4 separate regions of the Homo sapiens genome follow, and regions 2, 3 and 4 are each linked to region 1. A link is a contact called in ENCODE Hi-C data. All regions are on one chromosome and are shown on one strand. Each heading gives the region's core, a stretch centred on a gene start or an enhancer-like site at or near the end of the contact. The rest is flanking DNA. Distances are from core to core; before and after follow the strand shown. Region 1 holds the start of UFM1 (ubiquitin fold modifier 1). Region 2 holds the start of NUFIP1 (nuclear FMR1 interacting protein 1). Region 3 holds the start of PDS5B (PDS5 cohesin associated factor B). Region 4 holds the start of COG3 (component of oligomeric golgi complex 3).

Region 1 (7,201 bases), core at 2,901-5,400:
GTATATTTGTCTAAACCCATAAAATGTACAACACCAAGAGTTAACCCTAATGTGAACTATGGGCTCTGGGTGATAATGATGTGTCAATGTGGGCTCATCATCCGTAATAAACGTACCACTCTGCTGAAGGATGTTGAAAATGTGAGAGGCTATGAATATATAGGGATAGGAAGTATCTTTATCTGCTCAATTTTGCTGTGAACCTAAAACTGCTCTAAAAAATAAAGTCTATAAAAAAATACTCTGGGCTGGAGAAAGGAGGAGAAGAAAATGATAAACATTGTAAGGTCTCCCCGAAATATGGCCCTATTCCTTCATCCCTAGGGAAACAATCTCTAGGGAATTTCAGAATCAGAGAAAAGATGCCCAGTTCCTGCTCCCATTGAAGCCCAGGAAGACAACAAAGTTCCCTTCATTCTAGGGAGAAAACATGTTATCTTTAGTCAAAGATGTCTGAGCTCTTCTGGGTTCCCTATAGCCACAGGGTGGTACAAGAGGGCACTTTTCTTACATCCCTTAGAGACAACAAACAGTCCTAAAGTCGTCTTGCCAGCACACAAAAAGGAGTGATATCACCAGACAAAAATGAGATGTCATGTGTCTCAGATGTTTGGAGTGGACACAAATATCACTGAGAATATGGAGAGATGATGACAAAGGACCAGACGTCACAGTCCTCTGAAGCCTGTATTCTACATAAAACTGCAAGAAGAGTCATGTGGGGAGAAACTACAAATGGATCTAAAAATCTCAACTTGAATCAGAAAACCTTAAGTTAATAGAGAAAAGTAAAAATAGAACATTAATATTTACCTCATTTAGCTGGTGGAAGGATAAAAATATGTAAATGTGGAAAAAAAAAACTCATGGTTGAAATGGATTTGTCAGAGGCTACTTCAGTTTTTCTAAAAGTAATGTTTCCATTAAATGAAGAATTCGCACAATATTTAGAGAGAAAATTTAATTATACCAGACTGTTAAATTCCTGTTTTTCACAGTTCAAAATGCCATTTTGTAATAAAGATATTTTACAAATTCTGTGGTTAAAATATTCCACGTTTTGTGATTAAGCCTCAAATTTAGAAACATTGTAGTCAATGAGCTTCGTAGAAAAGTCATTTCTTTTTCTCACTGAATTTTAGAAAATATTTGGGAAAAATATGTAACTGTAACAATCAAATGTAGCACATTTAGAGCTATAGTCTTCTGTAAGGGCTTGCCTGGACTTGCTAGGCTCCGATCTCACCTGGGTTTCATTGTTCTTTTTGACTCAAAGGAATGTAAATATTCTCTAACCTTCTAGTCCTTACCTTGAAAAATAACACAGCATTTACATATTCCCAAGTACTTCTGTAACCAAATCCACTCTCTCCTCTTTGTATAAGGCTTCTTGTCACTAAATTATGACTTATAGCCAAGGCATCAAAGTTTAAAGTCTATATTTTGTCATTGATTTGTACAAAGTGGTTAATACCAGCCAAAAATAAATCTTAATGAATTTTGAGTCATTATTATCATTGCTTCAATTATATCAATGCCTTTTAGTGGATTTTGAGGGGAGAAAAGGCAATAGAAAAAAATGAACAAATTAAAGTACTATTAAAATACCAGTCAATTATTAATTGATCAGTCTATAATTTGTTCCCTGTAATATAAAGTATTTGGAATAGAACACCTTAAGATTTATTCAGGTGCAGATGTTTCAAGATTACATAATTTGACTATCAGATGGTTCTAGTCATAATCGTAAATACAATCAAATTATGGTGAAAATGAAAGAATTTTTTTTGGCATCCAGAGGAATATAAAAAATAAAGTTGGCTATAAAAATAACTAGTCAGAAGAATTTCTATGACTATGGAAGCAAATCTTTTTAGTCCTTATGTAAATTTAATTTCCTTCTGGCTTTCTTCTAATAATGGGAAATTTATATGCATTTGCAAATAGAATATTGGTATGCTTCATTGACATTTAATGAGGTCTAACATGGTCACACTGTGCACTTCTACAGTCATTTCTGCCTCTACATGATACTAATTGGATCTTTTCCAAAACACATTAGGCCATTTATGCTATTTGTTGTCTTAAAATGTTCCATTGCCAATTATCTCCAAAAATTTGCTCCAGAGTTTGCTTCTGATTACAGCCATTAAACGTACTTCAACATTTTAACTTTTCAGTAAAAGAGAAGGTCCTTGTTTTGCTATAAAATTTTCCAATTGCAAATCCCTTCACAAAGTTAAAAAAATTGATTATAAATAAATCCATTTATAATTTCTTTCTTGTCCTAAGCAAAATAAAACTCAGGAGGCTGCAGAAATCATGCTGTGACTCTGAGGAGACAAACATGAGAAGCAGAGTTGGGGACTGAGGTGAAAAAGAATTCTAAATATTTAGAAACAGCTGCTTTTTAATATCTCAAGAGATGTTATTTTGATATATTATACAAATGTATTTTCTGAAGCAGCAGAATCTGAGTACTAAAGTCACACTGTGGGACTGAATTCTGTTTTCACCACTTTTTATACATACAATAAAAGCTCTCTGATTAATATCCATTTTTCTCTTTAGGATTTTGCCACGTTTTGATTCATGAGCAGAAACCAAACTATAAATAGCAGGATGCAAATTTTGTTTCAAAATATATTATATGTAGTCTTATAGACTGTAAATATGTACACTCATCTCTTTCATTATTATTTGGCTAGCTGACAATAGGTAGACACAATCACAGTTTTATCCTTATTACTATTCTCACAAGTTTTAGTCACACCCACTAATTGAATAGTTTCAGCTATTAAGGCTGTAACTGTTGATCCCTGTATCTGTCAATCAATATTTGGCTTCATCTACATATATGGTAAGACCATTATTTTAAAAAGTGAGGATGGCTGTCATGAGAATGTTGGAGTCTTACTTGCCTACTCAGAACCAGAACTCTCTCCACTGGGAAATGTCACCATAGAAGATCAGTTGGCTGCAAAATTATTGTAAAGATGAATTTGATCTCCATTATCCCTACTACAGTTCCTTCCTGGTTCCTCTCTTAAGTATCTCTCCTTAAGAATCTGATGCATATTCTAAAGATCAACTAGATTGCCCCATTATTTTAATGCCTACCTGCTTCCTCCTTTGTCTATTCATGCTAATGTTTTAAAAGGGCATTTCAGTCATTGTGAGACAGACGCATATTTTCCAAACACAGAGGTTTAGATCTGTAATAAAGTTTAGAGGACAATTTTCTTCCGTCATCACTACACAGGATGTTAGATCCTAGAGAGTTGACGCCTACCTGCCTTACTCATCTTGGATTCCCCAGAGTTTAGCTTAGCGCCGGGCAAATAGAAAGGGTTCAAAGTTGGTTGTTAAATTGAATAAATGTGGTCAGTGATTAGCAACTCAGCGCACTGGTTTAATTAGACCATATAACAAATTACTGAAATCTCCTGTTCATAGATGTGTCTTCCCAACTAGACGCCACGTTCCCCAAACGTAGAAACCTCATTTTTTCTCACCCACCCCAGCGGGAGTCTTGGCATAGATAATTCGTACTTGATAGCTCTCTTACTTAACCGAAATTCAATAGTTATAAATCAGTATCGGAAAGTAAAGCGTGAAGGAGAAACTATGAGAAATGTAAAGGATATAACAGGATTGGTTTGCTGGAAAGACGGAAGAAAACTAATGATAAAGCAGTGTTACAATTCCTGCTTCTGGAGCACCAATTAAGCTTTTCCGCGCTCAGGTTGCCTTAGAAACTTTAGAGCGCGTCCGCCCCAGCCCCGCCCCCGGCCTCGCCCCGAGCTTCGCCCCAAGTCCATCTCGCTCTTCATCCGACTACCCCATACCCTTACTTCCGCCCCAACCTGCCAACTGGAACCTAGGGTCCTACGCTCTATGCCCACGCTTATTCTGCCTGACTAAAAATATGGTAGCAAATTACCAAAGTTAGAAAGATATCTTATAAATATAATCCATACTTTTTTCTTAGATATATAAACGCAAAAGCACAAGATATTTGTAATTTAAAAGCGCCATCTAGCATGAGCTCTTAGGGCCAATTTTCAGGCAGTGCGTTGGATAGCAACAACTTCGGAGGTCCCCAGATTGCAGAGGGAGACGTGGACGTGAGTGGAGCGGGGCGGTCCCCAGCACACTAGAGGAAGTCGTGCTACCCCCGCGGAGTTGTCGTGTGTTCTGGATTCATTCCGGCACCACCATGTAAGTGTTTGCTTACCGACTGCCATAATTCCTGGTCCAGCTGCCCGACCCTGACTCTCTCCCGCTCTTTTCCTCAGGTCGAAGGTTTCCTTTAAGATCACGCTGACGTCGGACCCACGGCTGCCGTACAAAGTGTGAGTAGCTCGGCCGAGATGGGCCTTTTGGGGCCGGACAAGACGGGGCTGGGTTGGGGATGATCCGAGCTTTTCCAACAACTACCCCACGCAGTCTTCATCTCTTCACTTCATCTACTTTCCTGGCTCGCGCCCTTCCAGGAGCCTTTCCCACCGGAGCCTGCGAGGAGAGGTCCGTACTTGCTCGCTAAGTGTCAGCTTGGCAGCTTGGCCCCGTCACGAGGGTGTGGGTGTGTTTCTGATTAGTGACCTCCCCTCGGAATTCATTTGGTGGGCAGGTGGCGCGGGAGGACAGGTGGACCAGGTTCTGGTAATTTGTTGGGATTCTTAAACAGTCCCCATCTGCTGGATATTAGAAAAGCGTTTCACCGCTTTGGCCAGCTGGTTGAGGAAGTTAAGGAAGACATTCCATCTTGATAGTCAAGACTTTGAAATTACTTGAACATTTGTTATTCCGCGGCTTCTGAGTTTCGTTGTGTATGAGTAACTCAGCAGTCGGGCATCACAAAGTAATGAGACTCAGATCACACCCTTCCTATGCTGGGATTTAATAGAGTATTTGGTAGGAATGGGAAATGCAGATAGGGGATAGTTTATCCATGTGGGGCCTTTACTTATCCTTCGCAGTTGAGTGATAGATTTTAAGTAAACACTCTTGAGGTTATTGCAGTTGGAAGTAGCATGAAATGTAGCAAAGAACAGGATTACAATAGAATTTTTTGCATAATTAATTAGTACCTTGGCCTACCTAGCTGACTGATAAATTTCAATGATTTACCAATCCATGATCCGTACAACCTCTCAGCCTTTTCCTCCCTTGATCTTTTCATCTCCAAAATATCCCTGTTACACTTTATCTCAGGTGTTCATGGTTGCAGCCTAGAACCTTAAGATTCCAATAATTGCTCCATCTCTGAGATGTCGTTTACAGGCACTCTTATGGATAAATACATTCTCTCCTACATGATTTACTATAATTTCTCATCTACAACGTTTCATTTAATCCATTAATCACAGTGATTTTTTATCTGTAGCTATCCCCACTTCTATTCCTTACCTTACTCCTTATATAGTTAAGAGTCCATTGGTCCACCTTTAAATCATTCTCATGCAAACACCCTCAACTCTGGTGGCCCTGTCTCTCCTCTCAGCATATTTTGGTTAGTGAAACACCAACTCTGAAACCAGCTGTTTGTATTATCTGTACATAGCTGACTGCCCCTGGAGAAAATAACAGACTGGAGGGTTTACATTAAATTCATGACTACAATTAATAGTACCTAGTACTTAATACATTCTTCAAGTTTGCTCATTTTCCTCCTTATTCTCAGAAAAGATTGTTTAAAAATTTCAAACTTTCCACAGCTGCTGTCTCCCTTGCTATCAAGCCATCAGAGGGAAATTCTATCATCTTTACACCAATGTAAACCTACCACTACATGGATAAATCCGTTAATTTCCCATCCTGTTAGAATGGAAAAAATGACTTCACTCCTATGAAAAACCACTTGAGCTATAGTTCCCATCTATTTCAGTCTTGTCAAGGTTAAAGTAGATGGAGTCCAGTGCCCCCTCTCTCCTCATGATTGGTTTTTCCCTTTCTACTGGATTATTCTCATCAATATGCAAATGTACTCGAAAGAGAGCGTGAGAAGGAAGGAAGAAAATGATAGAGTAGGACAATAACATTAAGAGCCTGGAACATTGTACCAGTTCAGTTAATATGTGGTGACTGAATGAATTTAGTAGGTACAACTGTTGTTTAGTATGTATGTGTGCGTGTGTAGTTGTGTGTGTATGTGTATAAGGATGTGTGTGTGGAAAATTCACATAACGTGTAAATGTGTGTACAAGGGTATCTGTGCTATATTTTCTTTTCAAAGTACATGGTAACTAGTACTTGGGTACTTGACAAGCTTGCCCTTTTAATCTTTGCTTCCTTTACACATGTTCTTTTCTGTGCTTAGAATGCAGTCTCATGATCACAACATATTTTATAGTAATAAAAATCTCACCTCTATGAAGTTTGTTTTTTTTTCTTTCTTTCTTTTTTTTTTTTTTTTTGTGAAACAAAGTCTCGCTCTGTTGCCCAGGTTGGAGTGCAGTGGCACGATCTTGGCTCACTGCAACGCCCGCCTTCCCAGTTCTTCTCCTTCCTCAGCCTCCCAAATAGCTGGGACCACAGGTGTGTGCCACCTTGCCCAGCTAATTTTTTGTATTTTTAGTAGAGACGGGGTGTCACTGTGTTAGCCAGGATGGTTTCCATCTCCTGACCTCGTGATCTGCCCACCTCGGCCTCCCAAAGTTCTGGGATTATAGGCGTGAGCCACCCCTTCTGGCCAAAGATTTTTCTAATTGTCCACAGAGTTAATCTCGCCCTTCTTGAGTTACCTGTGGACTTAGTCTTTATAATAATTCTTACCAATTTATGTTATTATTTTGTTTATATATTTATTTAAAAAACAAATGATGCCAGTAATTTACTTCAAAAATTCTCATTAATGTAAATTTATTCAAAACACTGGGATAATTTAAGTACCGATTTTATGAAATGACTGGCAAATACAACTTTAAATCTAGATAAGATCTGTGGAGTCACTGTAACTCTCATTTTTTCTAATTTTCTGCCAGTTAGAACTTGCATTAAAAGATGTTTTCATTTTTGATTTGTTTTTATTGGCTTGTCTGTGGACACTCACCAACTTAATATACAGATAGAAACTTATTTTAATGAGCATCAGTATGACATCTAGGTATATTGTAAGGACATTTCCAAGTCTCCGATTTAAAAGTGAATTGAACTCCAAGGGTTTAGAAGTTCTCCAATTGATGCAGAGTTTTAGGAA
Region 2 (7,124 bases), core at 508-3,007, 6.6 Mb after region 1:
TCTCCAATATCTCTTGTTTAGAAAAGTAACTACAATAGCTTCCTAACCGGTTTCCCTTTCAGTCAGTTCTCACCAACAGACACATTAATCCTCTTAAAACGTAAATCAGGTCATGTCAATCCGCTGTACTACCCACCTCACAACAGTAAAAGTCAAAGTCCCACGATCTACAAAGACATACCAGGTCTTACCCTCCTCCCCCATCTTCTACAATTATACTCCAGACTCAGTCCTCTGTAGCCACACTGGTTCCCATTCTGATGTATAGCTTCTAAGCCTCAAGACCTTTGCACTTGCAGTTCCTTCTGCCCGTACCCCTATTCTCCCAGTTGTATGCATGGCTGTGATCTCTCACCTCCCTAAAGTCTTCGCTCATATGTCACCTTCCTTATGACTAACAATGACATTTAAAACTGCACTACCTGGCCCGGCGTGGTGGCTCATGCCTGTAATCCCAACACTTTGGGAGGCTGAGGCGGGCGGATGCCTGAGCTCAGGAGTTAGAGACAGGCCTGTCCAACACGGGGCAACCCCCTTTCTACTAAAAATATAAAAAATTAGCCGGGTGTGGTGGCGTGGGCCTGTAGTCCCAGCTACTCAGGAGTTTGAGGCATGAGAATTGCTTGAACTCGGGAGGCAGAGGTTGCAGTGAGCCTCTCTGCAGAGACTGCATAGGCTGGAGTGAAGTAGATCGCGCTACTCTTCACTCCAGCCTGGGCGACAGAGCGACACTCTGTCTCCAAAAAAAAAGAAAAAAAGAAAATCCTGCACTACTTACCATTCTTCTTTGTTTTATCTCTCTCCATGCCACTCAACCTTCTAATGCACAATATTTTATTTTGCTTATTGTCTGTCTTCCTACACAAGAGAGATAATATTAAGCTCCATAATATTTTTTGTATGTTCTGCTCACTGCTATATACCCAGATTCTGGTACATAGTCGGAATTCAATAAATAACTGCTAAATGGAATTAACAGTCAACAGGAAAACATTCTAGTCAGACATATTTTGAGAACAAAGGATTTACAATATTATATAAACTTAGTTGATAAAGCAGCCTCGACTTCCTGGGTTCAAGGAATCCTCCTGCCTCAGCCTCCCATGCATCTGCGACCACAGGCATGCCACCATGCCTGGCTAATTTTATTTTTTTTGTAGAGACGGGGGTCTCACTTTGCTTTGAGATGCTAATGACCAGACTCCAAGAGTGCAGAGGCAAGGCAGAGTAGAGAGAGGAAGCAGAGAAAGGGGAGAGGAAAGAACGGGGGAAAAAGGTAAAGGGGTCGACTCACGTGGAAAAATAGCCTACCTGCAGGGTTGAAGGACTTCTGATGCCGAGGAAACCTATCAGAAGACTGTCTCCAATACCACGATGTGGAAGCATGGAAATTCCAAGGCTGGCCGCTGGGTTGAGGCTGAGAATCAAGGGGAGACTGGGCGTCGAAGGGGGGTTGCGCCCCGGGAAGAATCTGGGCGTCGAAGGGGGGCGGAGCCCCGGGGAGAGACTGGGCCTCCATGGGGGGCTGCGACTCAGAGGAAGGCTTTGACCCGGCTGCGGGAAGCGAGGACGTAAGTGGTGGTGGCGGTGGCGGCAGCATTGCCCAGAACATCCAGCTGTCCCGCGGCGGGGCAGTGTCGCTCAGGGGCCCTAACGTGGGAGTCAGCTCGGGAGACGCATGCCACCCGATAGGAGTCTCGAAATCACTAGTCGGCTCAGCCATACCACTGGCGGGTCCGGAGTCTAGCACGCGACTGTGGAGCAAGCATTAGGCGTCACTTCCTTTACCGTGAACTACAAGGCTCAGCCAACCACAGGCTTTACGTCATTTCTCGGCGCCGGGAAACCTGCCATTCTTCGCTGCTGATCGCGGGATTCTTTTTGGATAGGGTTGACGTTCGTGGATAGACTCATATCTGTGACCAGTGTCCGCCACCGCGGATGGCAAGAGACCTGATCGGACCGGCCCTGCCGCCCGGCTTCAAGGCCCGCGGAACAGCGGAGGACGAAGAGCGGGACCCGAGCCCTGGTAAGCGGCGGCGTCTCCGCTGCCCACCAGGCCCATCTACCCACTCCCTGGCCGGGCCCTGCTCGCTGAAGAAAGTCGGAGGCCTAGGAGGGCGGAGGAGTGGGGAGTGGGCGCGGCCTGACCCGAGAGAACTTTTCTCTTCCCAAACAGTAGCAGGGGGGAGGAGGCTGGGGGACCCTCCTAGAAACGAGCTTTGGCGTGGTTTGGCTTCGTGATGATAATACATTCTCATTTAGCCTTAATATGAGCTGCACGCTGCCCTAACTGACTGATACCCACTCAGTCATTTAAGCCGTATAAGAAAAAAACTATTTTCCCATGTTGCAAATGGGTACGCCCAAGCCCATGCCAGTGTCTAGATCATACTGCTAGCAAGTGATGGAGCGCGACTTAGAAGGAAGCGGTTCTCTTAACCTCTGTGCCATATTGCCTTCTGATTACAAGAACCTTGCAGATCCTGTTCTCTCCAGCCCCCGACCTGCCTTCCTAGCCTCTCATTCTGTTATTGCATCTGACAAACACAGCCCAATACTCAATCCAGTCTGAGTTGCTGCGCAATTCCTTAACGCTCTAGGCTTCTGGGCTTCCTCTGGTTGCATTCCTAAACATAACTGACAAACTTCTCCCCATCCTTCAAGGCCCAACTTAAATGTCACACCAATAAAACCTTTCCAGATTCCCCGAAGCATTGTCATGCCTTTCTTTTTGCCCTCGGGTTTTTTCCTAATTACATTGCATATTTAGTACACTGTATTTGAATAATTTGTCGACATAATCTGTCTCCACCATTGCACTATGGTCTTCTACCTGAACACGCAACAGGCACTTGGTATATACGAAACGAATGCTTCTCGGATTCCGGCATGCATACCTATCTGCTTTAATGTTTATTCACATTTGTAGACTAGCACCGACACCCAGTTGGAGAAGAGTAAAGCTGAAAGAGTAACCCTGCCATTTCTGAATCTAATTTTTCTTCCTGGTCTACCCGGAGGCTATGTTTCTACTACAGGCCCCTTTCCAATATAATTTCTGTCATAACCACTTTAAAAATTATGCCTTCCAGCTGAGCGAGGTGGCACAAGCCTGTAATCTCAGCACTTTGAGAGGCTGAGACGGGGCGGATCACTTGAACTCAGGAGTTCAAGACCAGCCTGGCCAACATGTTGAAACCCCATCTCTACTAAAAATACAAAAATTAGCCGGGCGTGGTGGCGGGCGCCTGTAATCCCAGCTGCTCTGGAGGCTGAGGCAGGAGAATCGCTTGAACCCAGGAGGCGGAGGTTGCAGTGAGCCGAGAGTGCCACTGCGCTCCAGCCTGGGCGACGGAACGAGAGTTTGTCTCAATAAATAAATAAATAAAAGTAAATGTGAAAAATTATGCTTTCCTTCCTGTAGGAGATAGCTTTAAAAAAATAAAATAAGGCCAGGTGCGGTGGCTCACGCCTGTGAACCCAGCGCTTTGGGAGGCCGAGGCGGGCGGATCACGAGGTCGAGAGATCGAGACCATTCTGGCCAACATGGTGAAACCCTGTCTCTACTAAAAATACAAAAATTAGCCAGGCATGGTGGCACGTACCTGTAGTCCCAGCTACTTGGGAGGCTGAGGCAGGAGAATTGCTTGAACCTGGGAGGCGGAGGTTGCGGTGAGCCGAGATCGCGCCACTGCACTCCAGCCTGGCGACAGAGTGAGACTCTGTCTCAAAAAAAAAAAAGAAAAAGATTCTTCGTATATATTTGTTGAATGACTTCTCTTCGTCAAGCACAATATCTTACACGTAGTGTGTCATTTTAAACACATAATCTCCCCTGCTATAATTCCATTCCCTTCATAACCGCCTAGATGGCTGAACCTAAAACGGTTGCCAAAAAATCTTCATATATCATTTTTATTTCATCTATCTGGATTTTTAAGAAGTTTGCCAGTACCAATGGCCTTCACATCCACTATATCACACCATAGAAGCTGCACTTGGACCATCTTCCAGTTATTACCTGCATCACCACCCCTCCTACAACCAGAGGGTAACTGCTTCCTTGATTTATAGCATCACAGATTCGTTTTGCATGTTTTCTCTTTCATAACTGGCTTCCTATCTTGGTACTACATTACTTTGTGAGATTCATTCATGTAGATTAGCATTATTATAGATTGTTGAAGTTCATAATCTGGTCTTTAAACAAACAGAATTATTATAGGTTGTTTCTTTACATTGCTATATAGTCATCCATTAGATGAATGTTCTGCAATTTATCCATTTTACGTTGGATGAACATTTGAGTAATTTCCATTTGGAGGCTGTTATAAAATGTGCTGCTATGCATTGTAGTATATGTCTTATGGTAGATACTCCCAGCTTCCAAAGTCACCAAAGTTCTCAGCGTGTATGAGAATTCTAGTTGTTCCACATTCTAATATTTAGTTTTTTTCTTTTAAATCCGGTGGTTTGTAGCAATATCTCATGGTAGTTTTAATTTGTATTTCCCTGGTGACAAATGAAATTGACCACCTTTTCATGTGTTATTTGACCATATGAATACATGCTGTGTTCAGTCTTTTGCTTATTTTTCCATTGAGTTGTCTGTCTTCATATTGATTTATAGAGTTCTTTTTATAGTCTGGATATGAGTCATTTTCCAGATAGGTGTATCAGAAATATCTTCTCTAATTCTGTGGTTTTTTCACTCATGTTGGTATGTTTTGATTAACATAAGTTTTTAATTTTAATATATTCTGACTTTTAATTTTTTTCTTTTATGGTAGAATTTTTTGCATCCTATTTAAGCTATCTTTGCCCACCCCAAGGTTATAAAGCTCTTCTGTGTTTTCTTCTAAAAGCATTATTGTTTCAGCTTTCACATTTATATTTGCAATTCATCTGGAATTGATATTTGTGTGTGGTGTGAGATAGGGATGAAAATTTTTTGCCCCTGTAAGGGTATCCTGGCACCATTTATTGAACAGACCATCCTTTCACCACTATCACCTTCCTTATAAATCAGGCAACCATATATATGCATCTAGTTTTTTTTCTTGTTTATTCTGGTAAAATATACACATCTGTCATATTAACCATTTGTAAGCATATAGGTCAGTGGCACTTAGGTACAGTCACATTGTTGTGCGGTCATCACCACCATCCATCTCTAGAACTATTTTCATCTTGCAAAACTGAAACCTATTCCCATTAAACAATAACTCCCCATTCTCCCCTCTGACCCAGTCCCTGGTAACTACCATCTACTTTCTTTTTCTGTTAATTGGACTATTTTAGGTACTTCATTTAATGGAATCATACAGTACTTGCCCTTTGGTTACTGGCTTATTTCACTTAGCATAATTTTTTCAAGCTTTACTTATTGTAGCACGTTAGAATTTCCTTTCTTTTTAAGACTCAACAGTATTCCGTGTATGTATATACTGTATAGACTACATTTTGTTTATTCATCTGTTGCTGGACCCTTGGGTTGCTATGTATGCTATTGTGAATAATGCTGTTATGAACATGGGTGTACAAATAATCTGTTCAAGTCCCTGCTTTCATTTCTTTTGGTCGTATACCCAGAAATGGGATTGCTGGACCATGTGGTAATTCTACAACATTTTGAGAGGCCGGGCACGGTGACTCACACCTGTAATCCCAGCACTTTGGGAGACCGAGGCAGGTGACCTCACCTGAGGTCAAGAGGTCAAGACCAGCCTGGCCAACATGGTGAAACCTCGTCTTTACTAAAAATACAAAAATTAGCCAGGCGTGGTGGATTACCCAGAGATCTTGTTAAGATGCCAACTCTGATTCAGGTGATCTGGGACCTGTAGTCCCAGCTACTGGGGAGGCTGAGGCTTGAGAATCACTTGTACCTGGGAGGTAGAGGTTGCAGTGAGCCGAGATCGCGCCACTGCACTCCAGCCTGGGCGACAGATCGAGACTCCGTCTCAAAAAAAAAAAAAAAATTTGAGGAACTAGCATACTGTTGTCTACAGCAGCTGCACCATTTTACATTCCCACTAGCACTGTACAAGGGTCTGTTTCTCCACATCCTCCCAGTGCTTGTTAATTTCTGTTTGTCTTTTTTTTTTTTTTATAATAGTCATCCTAATGAGTGTGAAGTGGTATCTCATTGCTTTGATTTGCATTTCCTTAACGATTAGTGATGTTGAGCACCTTTTCATATGCTTATTGGCTTGTGCATCTAGGTTTAAGAAACTTGGGTCAGGCATGGTTGTTTACGCTTGTAATCCCAGCACTTTGGGAAGCTGAGGCAGGCATTCTTGAACCCATGAGTTCAAGACCAGCCTGGGCAACATGGCAAAACCCCATCTCTACAAAAAATACAGGTAGTGCATGCCTGTAGTCCCAGCTACTTGGGAGGCTGAGGTGGGAGGATCGCATGAGCCCAGGAGTTGGAGGTTGTAGTAAGCTATGATCATGCCACTGCACTCCAGCCTGGGTGATAAAGTGAGACCCTGTCTCAAAAAAAAAAAAAAAAAAAAAGGGAGAGAGAAAGAAAGAAACTTGAATTTAGAGTCTAATTTCTTAAAAAAATGCCCTCTCGCGGCCGGGCACGGTGGCTCACGCCTGTAATCCCAGCACTTTGGGAGGCCGAGGCGGGCGGATCACCTGAGGTCAGGAATTCGAGACCAGCCTCAACGTGGAGAAACCCCGTCTCTACTAAAAAAATACAAAAATTACCCAGGTGTGGTGGTGCATGCCTGTAATCCCAGCTACTCGGGAGGCTGAGGCAGGAGAATTGAATTACCTGGTCTTCTCTGTTCCTGCTGCCTACCATGTCCCATCCTACCTTGAAGTCTTCATACATGTTGTTCCCTCAGTTTGAGTGCTTCCTCCCATCCCTTAGTTTCGTTCGTTTTGCTAGTTTTCAGAGCTCAGTACAAAACTTCATCTTGGGATTCAGGTGTTATGGGCCTCCTCACGTGATAAACATAAAGTCACACAGTTTTCCAAAATACATGGTTTTCATAATAAAAGTATTCTTGAAATTATTTATTCGTGGTTTTTTGTTGTTGTTGTTGATTTAGGGTCATTGTTCAGAATATCACATTATATATATCGTTAGATAATTAGAAATGTGA
Region 3 (7,381 bases), core at 2,516-5,015, 5.8 Mb before region 1:
AATGGATATGAATGGGTTAGTGTTTTTTTTTTTTTTTTTTTTGAGATGGAGTCTCGCTCGGTTGTCTAGGCTGGAGTGCAGTGGTGCGATCTCCGCTCACTGCAACCTCCCCCTACCGGGTTCAAGCAATTCTCTGCCTCAGGCTCCCAAGTAGCTGGGATTACAGGCACCTGCCACCACACCTGGCTAATTTTTGTATTTTTAGTAGAGACGGGGTTTCGCCATCTTGGCCAGGCTGGTCCTGAACTCCTGACCTCGTGATCCACCTGCCTTGGCCTCCCAAAGTGCTGGATTACAGGCGTGAGCCACCGAGCCCTGCCTAACTTTTTCAAGTAACACAACCACATTCCAACATGTTTTCTGAGAATCCAATGCCTTAACCCAATAAATTAGTCTAGTGGGAATTTCAGCACTGTTGCAGGCTAACAGGGATCATATTTTTGTCTTGACTAGCCTTTGGGACATACCTTGAATTATGCTGAACCGGTAATGTTTGTCTAGGTAGGGCCCAGTCTTATCATTTACTAATTAGCTGCCCAGTGTGCTCTACTATGTATAATATGATAAACATTTCACCATATTTTGGAAACCATGCTGTAGTGCAGCAAGGCTGTACTCAAAATGCAGTAGGGGCCATAGGGGTATATTTAGGACTGTCCAGGTTAATTGTGTGCATTCCTGATGTCTTTCAACTTGCTAACCTCTTTAACCTCAAATTTGGACTCTATTAAAAAAAGCCCAGGTAACTCAAATATGAGTGATGTGGCAGACTGAATAATGGTCCCCTTACAATATCCATGTCGTAATCCCCAAACCTTTGAATATGTTATGTTACATGGCAAAGGGGAATAAAGGTCACTAATCAATGGACCTTAAATTAGAGATTATCCAAGTGGGCCCAATATAATCACAAGAGTATTAAAAGTGGATGAGGGAGTCAGAGGAAGAGCTGCGGTGACAAAAGCAGGTCAGAGAGACGCCATGGAGCTGGCTTTGCGGATGGAGGAAGGAGGATATGAACCAAGGGATCTGGGCAGCCTCTGGAAGAAGGAAATAGTAAGAAAAGGGATTCTCCTTTGGAGCCTCCAGAAAGACACACAGCCCTGACAACACCTTGATTTTAGCCCAGCGAGATACCTGTCAAACTTCTGCACTCCAGTAAGACAATAAGTTTGTGCTCTTTTAAGCCACCAACTTTGTGATGATTTGTTATAGTGACAAAGTAAAATTAGTAGAGGTGGGAACTACATTTGTGGTTATTCATAATCAAAGACAATTCTCCTAACCATTTCTGTATAAAACCAGCATTTGGACATAATTCCCACATAATTTCTCTTTCTTGGTGTAGAAAGCATTCACAACTGAGTTTTGAATGGTTCACACTCTTAAACTGTCTTAAACAATGTTGTGTTATGTTGCTCCTAATGAATTGCAACTTGGCTATTTTTAAAAATCCCAAACACAGAAGATTATTTTTGTTCAAATATCAACTTTAGATTTTAGTTTTCCCAAACAATATTGTTTTAAATGAAGGTTTATATTACTGATTTCTGTAAAGCCACTTGCAGTCATATAAAAGTATGCCCTTTTGTTAGAAACTATGCCTCATTAAAGCTTTAGGGTTTTTCCTCTGTCTGTCCTAATGGTAATTGCCCCATTGACCCTTACAATGTAGCTATTTTGAAGGCTATCTCCTTTCTGCCCACTCTTTTCTTGGGCTTAATCCTGTGGTGTTAGCAGCCTAACGTGGGCAATATGTATTCCGGGCCTCATTGAAATTCAAGGCATCATTTTATAAGAGAGAGGGTTAATGGTGAAACTGGCAAAACTGCTCACAAAGTTGACGTGACACCTTCAGCCCTTTCAGGACTCACTGCCATATACAAGATGTAGAGTGACATTCTTAAACAATTCATACATCCAACAAAATATTTACTGAGGCTTCCAGGTGTCAAATAATGGGGATAAGAGCACTGAATAATTTATACAAAAACTCTTAGCCGGGCATGGTGGCTCACGCCTGTAATCCTAGCACTTTGGGAGGCTGAGGCAGGCAGATCACGAGGTCAGGAGATCGAGACCATCCTGGCCAACATGGTGAAACTCTGTCTCTACTAAGAATTACAAAAAATTAGCTGAGAGTGGTGGTGTGTGCCTGTAGTCCCAGCTGCTTGGGAGGCTGAGGCAGGGGAATTGCGTGAACTCAAGAGGGAGGTTGCAGCGAGCCAAGATCGCGCCACTGCACTCCAGCTTGGCGACAGATCAAGACTCCATCTCAAAAAAAAAAAAAAAAAAAAGAAAGAAAAAAGAAAAAAAAATTCTTGCTTTCATCCTGGCTTTCTTCTGAAACTTTCTGGCTTCCTGGCTTTGGAGGTTTGGGAATTGAAGAAAATAAAGTAAAAAACATAATAAAAACAACCAAAGAGGAAAGGTTTTTCTAGATCTAGACATCCTACTCTCCCATACAAGATTTATGTTGATGGAACAACGATGTAAAATAAGAAAATTCCTGAGATAATTTTAAAAAGAGGGCAGAAAAAACTCATAGTAGACTTCATCGAGGAATGTATAAAATGGGTAGAACCTGGAGTATTCAGTGGCAAAATCTTGGACACAGGAATACAGTAACACAACATATTGGTCTAGCAAGCACTGGAGGAGACTGAGGCGGAATTGTCCAGCGAATCCCACAAAAATGGAAATGAAGAGGTCTCAGTATCTCTAGGTGCCCGGGTCCGATGGAATACCGATGTACATACCTTTTCTAACACAGTAGCATTAGTTTATATATCAGCATTACCTCTCTTTTGTTTCAGTTGATAAGTATCCTACTGTAATCCATTCATTCACACTTTGCTTGTTCATTGTTGAAACAAATTCTCCCTGGAACAAAATTCTAGTAACCAAATACATCATATCAGGGGAAACTTCCTTACAGCAGGGATGGTATTAAAGTAAAAAGAGGAGGAAGTCCCTTCTTCAGCTCTGGCAGGGACCCGGCTGGGGAGGAAACCTTCCCGCAAGGTAGGTGATCTGCTGTGGTGACCAGGCTAAACCCACTCTACAGCTGCAGGAGGGACTGGCATCCCTTAGAGGTGAAGAGGGGAGGAGACCCACCTCCTGGAATGTGTCCCTGTGGTCTCCAGATGATTTCTTCCTCTAATAAGGACAATTCTGCCAAAGGAATGGAATGCTTCGTCACAGGCTCAATTACTCTGTCTCCGCCAGCCTACCACCTATAAACAATTCCTCAAATTAGGAAAGCGGGGAGATTTAATAAAGACATAACACGTAAAGTGTAGGAAAACTATTTGTATGGCATTCCGAGACGACTAGGTCAGAGTTAACAAGTAAGGAGCAAAGTAGTTAATAATACCAATTCTGTTTACCCATCACAACACCTGTGCTGAATGTCAGGGTTTAAAAAAATCTCCCAACCTTTATCTAAAAAGATAGGGCTACGTAACAATCGGTGTGGTTTTTGTCGGTAGAGGTCTAGGAAGCCGCAAGAGTAGTGGACGCCTTGACAGCTGCCCTTCTCGCGGGCCCCGCGGCGGCGTGCCCGTGTGGTTGCGTGCGCGCGGACGGGGCGGGGCTGAGGAGGGACGTGCGCGCGCGCGGACGGGGCGGGGTGGAGCTCGGAGGGCGGACGCGCTCGGGGCCGTCTGGTCGGCAGGGGGCGCTGCGCACCCATGCCGCGCTCTGCCTGCCCCCGGGTGCTGTCCGCGGCGGTTCGATTGGAGCAGCCGCCGAAGAGCGCTTGGCGCCATTTTGAAGCGGAGAGGAGGAGGAACGGCAGGGCTGGCTGCGGAAGGGGAGGGGGGGGGAGAAGGCGATTGGATGCGGCGGCGGCGGCGGATCCCGGAGAGCCCCGGAGTGAGCGGAGTAGCGAGTCGGCAACCCGGAGGTAGGAAACAATTCAGTTAACGGAAAGAAAATGTCTCTCTTCTCTGGCTGCGGCGCTCCATTTTTCAGCGGCCGCCACTGCCGCTGTGTGCGTGTGTGTGGCAGGGCTGAAGCGCCGCCCGCCTGGGTGCCAGGCGCGACTCGCCTCCCGGCATCGGGGGCTGCAGCGGGTGGCTGCCTGGCGGTGGCCCGGGGCGGGGGTCGCGGGGCGCGGGCCGGCTGCGCGGTGGGGGTGGGGAGGGCCCCGCGGCCGGCGCGCGCCTCCACGCCGCGGGTTCTGCCGCAGCCTCTGGAAAATTAAACTTGCCGCTCTGATCCCGGCCGGGGCGGCGGCGGCGGCGGGCGGTGACCTTGCGCGCGGGCGGGGGTCTCGGGGCCGCCCGGCCGCCCGCGCCCTCCCGCCGCCGCCGTCGCCGCCGCCGCGCCCCTCCCCCCGCGCCCCGGCCGGCCGGCGGCTGTTTCCCGGGCGGCAGGCGGGCGGCGCGGTGCTCCTGTTGAATCCTCCCGCGGGCGGGCTTCTCCCCCTTCCGGGCGAGGGGCGGGCGGGGACCGCGGGTCGGGGCCGCGGGCGCTCTCGCCCCCGCCGCCGGGTCCCCGCGCGCCGCCTGGCCTCCGCTTCGGGCCAGGGGACGGGCTGAGCGTGACATTTTTGCACTGTCCCTCGCCGCTCGCCGGAGGGAAATCGCGCTCACCGCGCCACCCCGAGTGGTCCCCGAGCAGCCAGTTGAGGAAGAGCCCAGCACTGGCGTGGAGGGACTCCTCCCAGGCCACAACTGGGTTCTAGCTTTCCTTTCAGAAGGAACGGCGGGGAAAATGGTGTGCAATTGTGACTCGTTATTGTTTTTACACTGTTATTTTAATGTTACTTTAAAAGTTTTCGGTCCGGAGAAAAACCTTGTTTGTTGTTGTTGCTGCTACTGCTGTTGGTTTTTGGTAGAGACGTGAAAGCTAACTCTTAAGTAGCTCGACAGTTATTTTGGACGAATGACTGAAACCAGAAACGCCGCCCCTCGCCTTCGGAGCTGCAGGCTGCTGCGTTCCTTGCCGCGGACGGGGCGAGCTCCGGGAAGGGTTGGTAGAGCAGCTACCCACCCACTCCACGCGCGTCTTCAACAGCCTCTCTCCCCCAGCGAGGGTTAACCCTTTTTTATGTCGAAGAAAGTGCTTCTCGTACTTTTAATAAGAGGTGATGGATGGGCAGTGGTGCCCAGACTGATCCTACCCTGTTGATGAAATAGTTTCGAAAACTTTGGGTATAGCCTTAATTTAGAGGGTTGGTCTGCGGTGTGGAGAGAGTTGGGTAATCCTATACTATCTTCCTAATGAACTTCAAAAACTCAAGTTGTGTTTACATACAGGAGGCGAGCTGTAAATAAATCGTAATTACCCAATGCTTGAACGGCAGTATAGTCATTGTTCTCAGTTAACACATCCCGAGTTCCCAGACAGAACGTTTTTTATATTAACTCATGTAGTGGTCAGGTAAAGTAATTAAAAGCCACAAATATGGACTTGAAAGACAGCTCTTCATGCAGTACACATGTCTGAGATGTTCGCATCTTTAGGGACAATAAAATGAGTATTCAATGGTGTATGCAGGTCAGTTCGTGCAACAATTAATCTTGTATCTCATGGTGATAGCAGAAAACCTAATTAAAATTTGTAGTGCTGAATATGTAGGTGAAAATTACATGGGAACTTTTATGTGAAGATAGATTTAGTCTCAGAAACTTAACTGTAAAAACACATCTTAAGAACATTATTCCTTATAAATAAAATTTGTACTTAATATACATTTACAAATATGTCTAACAAGATGCACTTTAGACTTTATAAAAATTACCAAAATAGTGACTTTTTCCTCCTTTTTCTGATGGTTTTAAAAATTGTTCTCTTCTCAGCTGGCGTTTACTTAAAGGTATATTTTAAATGGGAAGGTAGTGTTTGTCTTGGCCTTTTTTCTTTTTTTCTTTTCTCCTTGTTTCGGTTAAGGCTGATTTTCCCTATATTAACTTTTCTTTTACAGCAGCTTTTGTTACTCTTGTAGGCTTTGTTCTCTCGTGTTATGTCTCTCCCCTCTCCCCATATTAGAGAGAGATGTGGTGATGATAGTGATTGTTGTTAGGAGATGTTTGTATTAAGCTTATTTGTAATAAGATTCTACCGAGTTGGCTGTTGGATGAAAGTTGTTTAAATTGTTCTGCAGCTTTGTTTAACGAAGTAACATTTTGAGCAGTAGGCTTTATCAATAATTTGTTAGGCCTAAGATAAAGTGATACTCTGTATTAGGCAGGGCTTGCCCTGGAGAGGGGTGCAATGGTAGAAAATACCCAAAACTTTGTGGGGAAGGAATATTTCGGGAAGCTGTATTCTTTCTGCTTTACCTCTTGGGAAATTTAGAGACTGCCTTAGAACTAACAGGAGTGCTCAGTATGATTTGGCATACGGACTCTTGAATGACATGGACTGTATATAACGTATATTGGAAAAGAATACATTTGTGTTTCCTCTGTTAGTGTTAAAGAGCAACAAGAAAACTTAAGGATGATCTCCAACTCACTTATACATGAGAAATTAGGTTCAGATTTTAATTTCATTGATTTATCTGAGGTCACAGTCATATTCATGTGGTGGAACTGGGGCAGCCCTTAAGATATCCTGGAAGCTTAGAAGTTTCCCCATTGTCTTTTTTTGTTCTATTCAGGATTTAGCAATATTTATTAATAAAAATTCAGGGTAGTACATTACCCTCCATCCCCTTCTCACCTTTTTATTCATTTAACCAAGAATAAAGTTTTGTGGTTAGCCGTCTGTTTCAGCGTCTGGTTTTTAATAATTTCTGTTTAGGATTCAGTCCATTTAGGTTGTCTCAGAAGATAGCCTCTTGTAGGTCTCTGTCTCCGGGAGCCGTCTTTCTTTATGTAACATTACTTGACATGGCATTTATTTATTCTTTGTGAAACTTCTAAGAGTAATTTGGGAAAGTTAGTATTGACCTTTGTTTTGTTACAAGATATAGTGCGTGCATGAGTATGCGTGTATTTTTTCATTTTTAAACTCAGTTTGCTACACAAGTCATCTGTCACTTCTAGTTACAATAGGCGTTTTACTTGGTTTTCGTATTCCTGTTCGGGAATGTTAAAGATTCCAAAAATACTTAGTTTAAAAACAAGCCCAGTAGTTTCTCTGAGAGTGTATTTACTTTTTAAGAAGCTGCCAAATGGTTCGCAATTCTGACTCCTTGGAGAGTAGAGGTAAGAAGCCCTTTCCTCACACTGTTCTGTTACAACCACTTGATTCTAACCATTTCCCCCATTACTTGAAAAAGGTTTTAGAATCCTTTCTCATTAATTAGTTCAGAATTAAGAATAAATTTGCTGTGTTGAGACTGTAATTGTTTTAGCTGGCATGAGTGATCGTGCACAGTGAAAAAATCATGATAATAAAACTTAGATGAATAAAATTTATTTGTTCA
Region 4 (7,607 bases), core at 2,542-5,041, 7.1 Mb after region 1:
TAAGCTGTGGTACTATTTGTCTAATTCTTCTGTTATTATGAAATAAAGCCTTAGCTACTATTTAAATAAATTGTCAAGGTTTACAGTGATTTATAGTCACTGATGTGTAAATGAGAAATTGATAAAGTGAGTAAGAAAGGAAATAATTTGAAAAGGAAAACAGATCTTCAGACCCTTGATGAAGCTATAGAAACCTATAGCAAGGGAAGTGGTTCTTCTGATAATAGGCTGGAGAGTATACATAAAGAAATCCATCAATTCCACAAGAACGTGCTCTGAAAATTCACGAGGCAATTGTACACATGCAGCTGTGTATAAGAATGATTTGAACTATTCCATTTTGTAACTTTGCTGTTTTATAAGCAGTGAAGTAAAATGGAAAATGATCTGAGAAGTCTGTGTGTTCTAACGTTCTTCCTCTTTTACGCCATGTTTAGTGTTTTGGCACTAGTACAACCTTGAAGTACCATAGAATGCTGGGAAGCAGTTCTGCCAGCCTGTAATGCTCATCCTTGGAACTCATGCTTGCTAAAATGTCCTGTGACAAAAAAGTACGAATGGGTTCAAATGTACGAATGGGTTCATGTTGCTCACTTTCATTTGTGTTAGCACAGAGGGAAAAGAGAAGGTCCTGCCCAGTGTCCTGGTTCCAATGACAGGTCTGCCCTTTACTAACTGTTATCCTGAGCAGCTCACAAACCTCCCTGAAGTTTGTTTTTATCATTCATTAAATAGGGCAAAAAATAATATCCACCAACTACCTACCTGAGTGAAAGTGAGCAGCAGATGAGAGGTGCTTTGGAAATCAACACATGAGCTATTCTTGCAATGCCACATTATTAGCGGGGGTCCTTTGCAGTGTCCAGGTTTGAGTCATTGAGGAGGGCTGACCATGGCGAGGCTATGAAGCCCTCACTATAAGGAGGTCTTTGGATCCTTACCGCCGTCTCCTTCCCTATCTCTCCCCTTCCTCAATCTAGAGCACCTCTGCCCCTTGTCCCTTAGGCATTTTTCCATTTCCAGGGGCCTATTCTAAGATATTACTGGGTGAAAAACCCTAGGAAGCAAAGAAATGTGGAATTGCAGACACTTGTAGTAGGTAATAGGAAAGTTTAACCATGGTCTATGTCTTTATTAGGGCAGTAGACAGTAGGATGTGGTGCAGTCTTTCTCAAACTAGAGCTTGTGATTACATTTTTAAAATATTTGTTTTCATTTCAACTCTTTTTTTTTTTTTTGAGACAGAGTCTCGCTCTGTTGCCCAGCCTGGAGTATAGTGGCACAATCTCAGCTCACTGCAAGATCCGCCTCCCGGGTTCATGCCATTCTCCTTCCTCAGCCTCCCGAGTAGCTGGGACTACAGGTGCCTGCCACCACGCCCGGCTAATTTTTGGTATTTTTAGTAGAGACTGGGTTTTACCATGTTAGCCAGGATGGTCTCGATCTCCTGACCCCATGATCCGCCCGCCTCAGCCTTCCAAAGTGCTGGGATTACAGGCGTGAGCAACCACACCCAGCCTCATTTCAACTCTTAAAACTATATTCATGCATATTCTGGATCACCAACATGACAGTTTTATAGTTTAGGATTACCACATGATTTCAGCTTCCACCCTCCTTGTTTGTGCATATAGAATATTTTTAATAAAGCTACTAAAAACAGCAGGGTTGTTTTAATATGCAAATGATATATACAAGCCAGATAAAGGAAAAATGGTATTAGGGATTTACCCTGAGTCAAGTGTTCCCAGTAGTTCAAATGGTGGGGAACACAGCATGCTGCTGGTATAACAGAAGTGTGATGAACTCCCAAGCAGCTGTATAGCAGTAGTCAGGACTGTCTTCGTGTTGCCAGAAGCAATTTCGTTTTCCAGCAAAATAATATCCCACATCTCACTTGAGTTGTTAATGTGAATGTTATTGGTTATATACCGTTATATGTTAGTTATATTTCTGTTGGCATGTAACTTGCATGTCTATTTTGGTATAAACATCCAAAGCTTATGTCAAGTCTTATTTTTGTTCATACTTAAGCAATATAATACAATTATTTACATCAACATTGGGGATCTGCAGATTTTTTAAGGGCTTTGTACAGCAGGCAACTTGGAGAAGCTGTGGTATATAAAGGGTGTCAGACACAGTCAGGATATCTAAGTTCCAGTGGTGACGCTGATGTTAACCACCTGATTGCAGGATGTTAGGCTGCTTGCTTCACCTCTACGGGTTGTAGTTTGCTCCTCTGTAGACAGAAAGGGCTTGATTATATGATTTTAAAATTCTCTTCCAACTTCAAATTCTATTCTTTTTTTTTTTGAGACAGAGTTTAGCTCTTGTTGCCCAGGCTGGAGTGCAATGGTGCAACGTTGGCTCACAGCAACCTCCGCCTCCTGGGTTCAAGCGATTCTCCTGCCTCAGCCTCCCGAGTAGCTGGGATTACAGGCATGCACCTCCACGCGCAGCTAAGTTTTTTTGTATTTTTAGTAGAGACGGGATTTCTCCATGTTGATCAGGCTGGTCTCGAACTCCCGACCTCAGGTAATCCGCCCACCTCGGCTTCCCAGAGTGCTGGGATTACAGGTGTGAGCCACTGCGCCCGGTCTCAAATTCTGCTCTTAAAAGATCAGAGCCTTCATTTGGGAACATAGCCAGGCACTGATTTGTGCTATAAAGCCTGAATAAAGCCTTCAGACTTTACCCAGACAATGGTCAAAATTGCTACGAAGCTGTTTCCACCTGCCTTGACTCCAGGGAGGAGCAGGAAGAGGCCTCCATAACTTGTAGAAGATTGTCTGTTCTCCACCATTTATTTATTCAATCGTTTATTTATAGCAGTATGGACTCATGGGTATTTATTTTATTCTGTAAATTATGATCCAATACTATCATTATTTATTTTGTTGCTCAAATCTACAATATGATTTAAATGGTAGAGTAGAATTACATGTCTGTACCACAAATTATTATTATTATACATTTTGAGACAGTCTCACTTGATGCCCAGGCCGGAATGCAGTGGCAAGATCTCTGCTCACTGCAACGTCCACCTTCCAGGTTCAGGAGATTCTCCTGCCTCAGCCTCTCAGGCTGATTACTGGCATGTGCCACCACGCCTGGCTAATTTTTGTGCTTTTAGTAGAGACGGGGTTCAACCATGTTGGCCAGTCTGGTCTCAAACTCCTGACCTCAGGTGATACGCCCACCTCGGTCTCCCAAAGTGCTGAGATTACAGGCCTGAGCCCCCGCGCCTGGTCTGTGCCACAAATTCTTGATCCAGTTCTTCAATGTTGGACATTTAGGTTGTCTCCAGTTATTTGATACCATTAATGATGTCTGAGATACACACATCTTTGAATTTTTTATGTGTTTCCGTAAATTAGTTTTCTAGTAGGGGAATTACTGGATGTTGGAAAAGTTTATGCTTTTGGTTTTGATCCAAGAGGCATAAATTGTCAACATGCCAACATGGAAATCATACACTCCACACATTCTACCCAGACTACCCAGCTGTAAGCAGAGAGGTGTAGATCCAAGTCTCCTGCCGGCAGGGTGATTTAGCGCAGTTGTCAATAATCTGTACAACACGTAACAATAAAGTTATTGATGTTGAGGAAAAGACTTCCGGTAGGGGCATTTCTATTTCCATTGGGTCCTGTCTTCTCCACCTTCTACGTTTCAACCGGAAATAGTCGTACCCATTTAAAGCCACGTCGGTACTGGCCTCGGTCCCGCCCCCCACACTGCGGAACCGTTTCCGGGGTCAGGGCATTCCGTCCCGCCCCGCCGCCGGTGCAGTGTTGGAAGCTCCGGTTCTCCCGGAAGTGGCCCAGGTCTCTCTGTCGGGGTCCCCTCCATCTCGCTGCTGCTGAAGGCCGCGAGGGCGGCGGCGATGGCGGAGGCGGCGCTGTTGCTGCTGCCTGAGGCGGCGGCGGAGCGGGACGCTAGGGAAAAGCTGGCTCTCTGGGATCGGAGACCGGACACGACGGCGCCGCTGACCGACAGGCAGACGGACTCGGTATTGGAGCTGAAGGCGGCGGCAGAGAACTTGCCGGTGCCAGCTGAGGTGAGGTGATGGGCAGGAACCGGGCCGGGGCGATGGGGCTGGGATTCTCCTCGGGCGCCCCGGCAGGACCCCGGCCTCACTAGCCTCTGCCCAGGATATCTCTCCACTCCTCCCTGGCCATGGTGGCGGATCCGGTGGGAGGGGCCTCATCTCCCAGGCTGTCAGGCTTCGCTCTGCCTGCGACCCCGACTCTAATTCTGCCTGGGGACGGCTGTGGGGGTGTCCTGCAGCTGGTGCTCGCCGGAACCCAGTCCTCCCCCAGCAGCATGGGACGGTTGGCCCGGAGCCTTGCACCGAACGTTTTGCCCCAGACGAGGCGTCCTGTCAGCCGAGGCGTAATCCTGCTGCCCACTCTCTCCCAGAAGGAGAGGCAGTCAACCCGAGGTGCTGTGCTGCAGGACAGTCTCCAGCGCGTGCTCGTTTACCGCCTTAATGATTCACCTAGGTTGCTTTGTCCATGGGGGTCTTGGGGAGACCAAAACTTGGTCCTGAGTGAGTTTCATTTATCGCACATTGAACTATGAGCTCTCAATCAAGTGCAAGTTATGGGAGATCAGATTTATTTCACCTATTGCAAAGCAATAAAAATGAATTTTATTTGAAAGTTGGCTCAGTACATTATTAAGCAGTGCTGGTTTTCGGTGTTAGAGTCAATGTGTTTAATCCACTTACCATTAGGATATTATGCACTACTGCTTCTTGTGTGATTCAATTCAATTAGTTGTAATAGCAGGAAGTAACATGAATTGTCAGATGTTTGACAAACGTTTTCCAGTTTTGAGGGCCAGGTTTAGGAGGATTATTTTATATAAGCAGTGGTGATGGTTACTTTTGATGTTGGAAGCATTCTTTTCTCTCGCTCTGTCGCCCAGGCTGGAGTGCAGTGGCGTGACCTCGGCTCACTGCAACCTCCACCTCCCGGGTTCAAGCGATTCTCCTGTCTCAGCCTCCCGAGTAGCTGGGATCACAGGTGCCTGCCACTACACCCGGCTAATTTTTTGTATTTTTAGTAGAGATGGGGTTTCGCCCTGTTGTCCAGGCTGTTCTCGAACTCCTGACCTCAAGTGATCTGCCCGCCTCGGCCTCCGAAAATGCTGGGATTACAGTCGTGAGCCACCGTGCCTGGCCTGAAGCATTCTTTTTATACGATTTGGAATTGTGTCCAAATGCAGATTGAGTTTAGAGTCTTCAACTTTTTCTGTCCTCCAACTTTAGAGATTTGATTTAAACGTTCTCTTCACATTCACTGTTGTATGCTCAGCCATCAAATAGGCGTTCTTTCTTGGGTTTCTTTTTCCACCTCTAGGATATGGTACCGGAAGTGGATCTGAAATCAATGAAGGCGCAGGTGGAAATTTCTTTGGCTCAGCTATCAAACTCTTTTATACCCTGGATAATAAAAGTTGTTTGCTCTATAAATTTTCCAGTCTGTTTATAATTGATTTGGCTCCTACTGCAGCAGGATGCTTGGACTTAATAGCACTGAGGGTGTGATGGGGGAGATACATATTCTACAAAAAAATTTGTTTTCATTGTCATGGGTCATAAACTATTATTTCTTATTCTCATTGAGCATGAAGGAGAACGTTTGGAATGAACTAAATGGAATCTTTCATTTTCACCCCATTCTTCCATATTTATCATTAGCCACATGCAGTCTTTAACATATGTTATGTCCCTACTCTGAGTTAGGTATTGAAGATAGAAAGATAAATAGGAAAGATGAGATCCTTAGCCTCATAGAGCTGACATAATTGTGGGGATCATGAACATGGAAAAAAAGAACAAAGAAGGTATGTTCAGATGGTGGTCCATAATATAAGGAAAATCAGATAGGATGGTGTGACAGAAAAGGATGAGGTGTGCCCTTTTAGAGAAAGAGGGAAGACCTTTCCAAGGAAGTGACAGCCTGAGGTGAGAACTGATGATGGACTACCTGAAGCTAGCCTCATAAAGACTAAAGAAATAACATTGCAGCTGGAAGAAAGAACAGCATAAGGTCATGGGTAGAGGATGAGCTTAATGAGTTCAAGAATTCAGTGAGGGTCTTCTGGTACGTGCAGCTTGGTATTGGATTCCTGTGAGAATGCAATAGCTGAGGCCAGGTGCGGTGGCCCACGCCTGTAATTTCAGCACTTTGGGAGGCTAAGGCGGGAGAATCACTTGAGGTCAGGAGTTCAAGACCAGCCTGGCCAACATGGCGAAACACCATCTCTACTAAAAATATAAAAATTAGCTGGGTGTGGTGGTGCATGCCTGTAATCCCAGGTACTTGGGAGGCTGAGGCATGAGAATCACTTGAACCCAGAAGGCAGAGATTGCCCTGAGCCGAGATTGCACCACTGCGCTCCAGCCTGGGTGGGTGACAGGCAAGATTCTGTCTCAAAAAGAATGCAGTAGCCGAGCTGGTTATGCACACATCCTGGAATCTTTGAGAAGGCAGTTCTCATTGCTCTTCAGCTTTACAGCCCTCATTTTCCTTTTCTGAAGTGTTTATATGTCTGTTGGGAAGACTTTGGAATTAATTTTTTTAGCCCTATACTACTCTTTTAACATTGGCAGCAAAAGAGAGTGCCACAATTTTCATTTTGTCCAATCAGTATAACTCAAGGATTTTCTGTAGTGTTTCACAATTTTCACGAGATAAATTACTTCCTGAACAACTGGAACTGAGCAGGCTAGTAGAATAGCAAGAGGCCAACTAACTCTTAAGTACATATCATAAAGATGTTAACTTCTTTAGAAAATAGCTTTCTCTTTTATGAAAGAGAACTAGTCTTATCTTAAAAAGGAATTATGCCTTTTTTGGCATTAGAGAAAATAATTTACAATAGAATATTAGGTAGACTTTTGTAGCCAGGGCAAACTTAGTAGTGAGGGGCCTATTTCTTTCTGTTGAATTTAGTAATTCTTGATAAAGTGCTAAAATAATTTACCCCGACATTTACCTATAATTTACTGTTACAGCTGTTGTTTTCTTGTAGGCTGTGTGACCTTAGATGTGATGTTTATCTTTTCTAAGCCTTAATTTTCTTCTTTATAAAATGGGGACTTAACTCATGATGAGTACTTATCTCATAGGGAATTGTGAGAATTATGTGAAATCACGTATGCAAGGTGCACGTGGCAAGTTACTTGCTATTATTCTTGTGCTTTCTTTCAAATTATTAACATCTTAAAAGAATAGATTAGAATCCTGTGATGCTGAGCTGGTATAGGTGTCATTCAGACCAAAGGTAAGAAAAGGAGAGGTTAAGTGCCTTGAGGAAGGTTCTGAGACTCCACCTATACCTCTTCAGTAATTTGCTCCAAGCAGAGAACAAAACATCAGGTTTCATTTAGGGAATTAATTGATCAGATTGATTATAAAAGTGGTTTTCTCCAACCCAGAACTCTGCAAGAAGTAAAGCTTGGGAGAGAAAGGTATGTTACTTGTTATTTCAGGGACCTGCTCAGCTGGTCAGGCAAAGCTTGAGAATTTATTGTACTTACTATTTAATGTTAGTGTCTCCATTTGCATAAACTATACAGTAGCTCTGCAGCA

What was found. A loop is a pair of places that touch in the nucleus more often than their neighbours do. Pooled maps may share reads with other maps.
Region 2: a loop to region 1 is called in a pooled map, with 16 times the contacts of the local background. The contact joins the promoter of NUFIP1 here to the promoter of UFM1 in region 1. A Hi-C loop is called at or near these places in 5 of 50 pooled maps.
Region 3: a pooled map shows a loop between it and region 1 (15-fold over the local background). The contact joins the promoter of PDS5B here to the promoter of UFM1 in region 1. A Hi-C loop is called at or near these places in 5 of 50 pooled maps.
Region 4: a pooled map shows a loop between it and region 1 (16-fold over the local background). The contact joins the promoter of COG3 here to the promoter of UFM1 in region 1. A Hi-C loop is called at or near these places in 4 of 50 pooled maps.

The regions. Positions count from the first base shown.
Region 1 is chr13:38,345,701-38,352,901 of GRCh38, forward strand. It overlaps UFM1 (ubiquitin fold modifier 1), which reads left to right and starts at 4,151. Exons shown (of 6, transcript NM_016617.4): 1 at 4,151-4,221; 2 at 4,299-4,355. The coding sequence starts at 4,220. RefSeq lists silencers at 3,681-3,790, 4,488-4,702 and an enhancer at 3,901-4,110.
Region 2 is chr13:44,987,714-44,994,837 of GRCh38, forward strand. NUFIP1 (nuclear FMR1 interacting protein 1) reads right to left here and starts at 1,758. Exons shown (of 10, transcript NM_012345.3): 1 at 1,312-1,758. The coding sequence starts at 1,723. It overlaps GPALPP1 (GPALPP motifs containing 1), which reads left to right and starts at 1,825. Exons shown (of 8, transcript NM_018559.5): 1 at 1,825-2,029. The coding sequence starts at 1,942. RefSeq lists enhancers at 1,296-1,934, 1,559-1,628, 1,819-2,008, 1,935-2,571.
Region 3 is chr13:32,582,687-32,590,067 of GRCh38, forward strand. It overlaps PDS5B (PDS5 cohesin associated factor B), which reads left to right and starts at 3,766. Exons shown (of 35, transcript NM_015032.4): 1 at 3,766-3,907. PDS5B-DT (PDS5B divergent transcript) reads right to left here and starts at 3,759. Exons shown (of 3, transcript XR_001749808.1): 1 at 3,691-3,759; 2 at 3,118-3,236; 3 at 2,332-2,883. RefSeq lists silencers at 3,451-3,820, 3,831-3,910, 4,331-4,580 and an enhancer at 4,811-4,870.
Region 4 is chr13:45,461,148-45,468,754 of GRCh38, forward strand. It overlaps COG3 (component of oligomeric golgi complex 3), which reads left to right and starts at 3,792. Exons shown (of 23, transcript NM_031431.4): 1 at 3,792-4,063. The coding sequence starts at 3,890.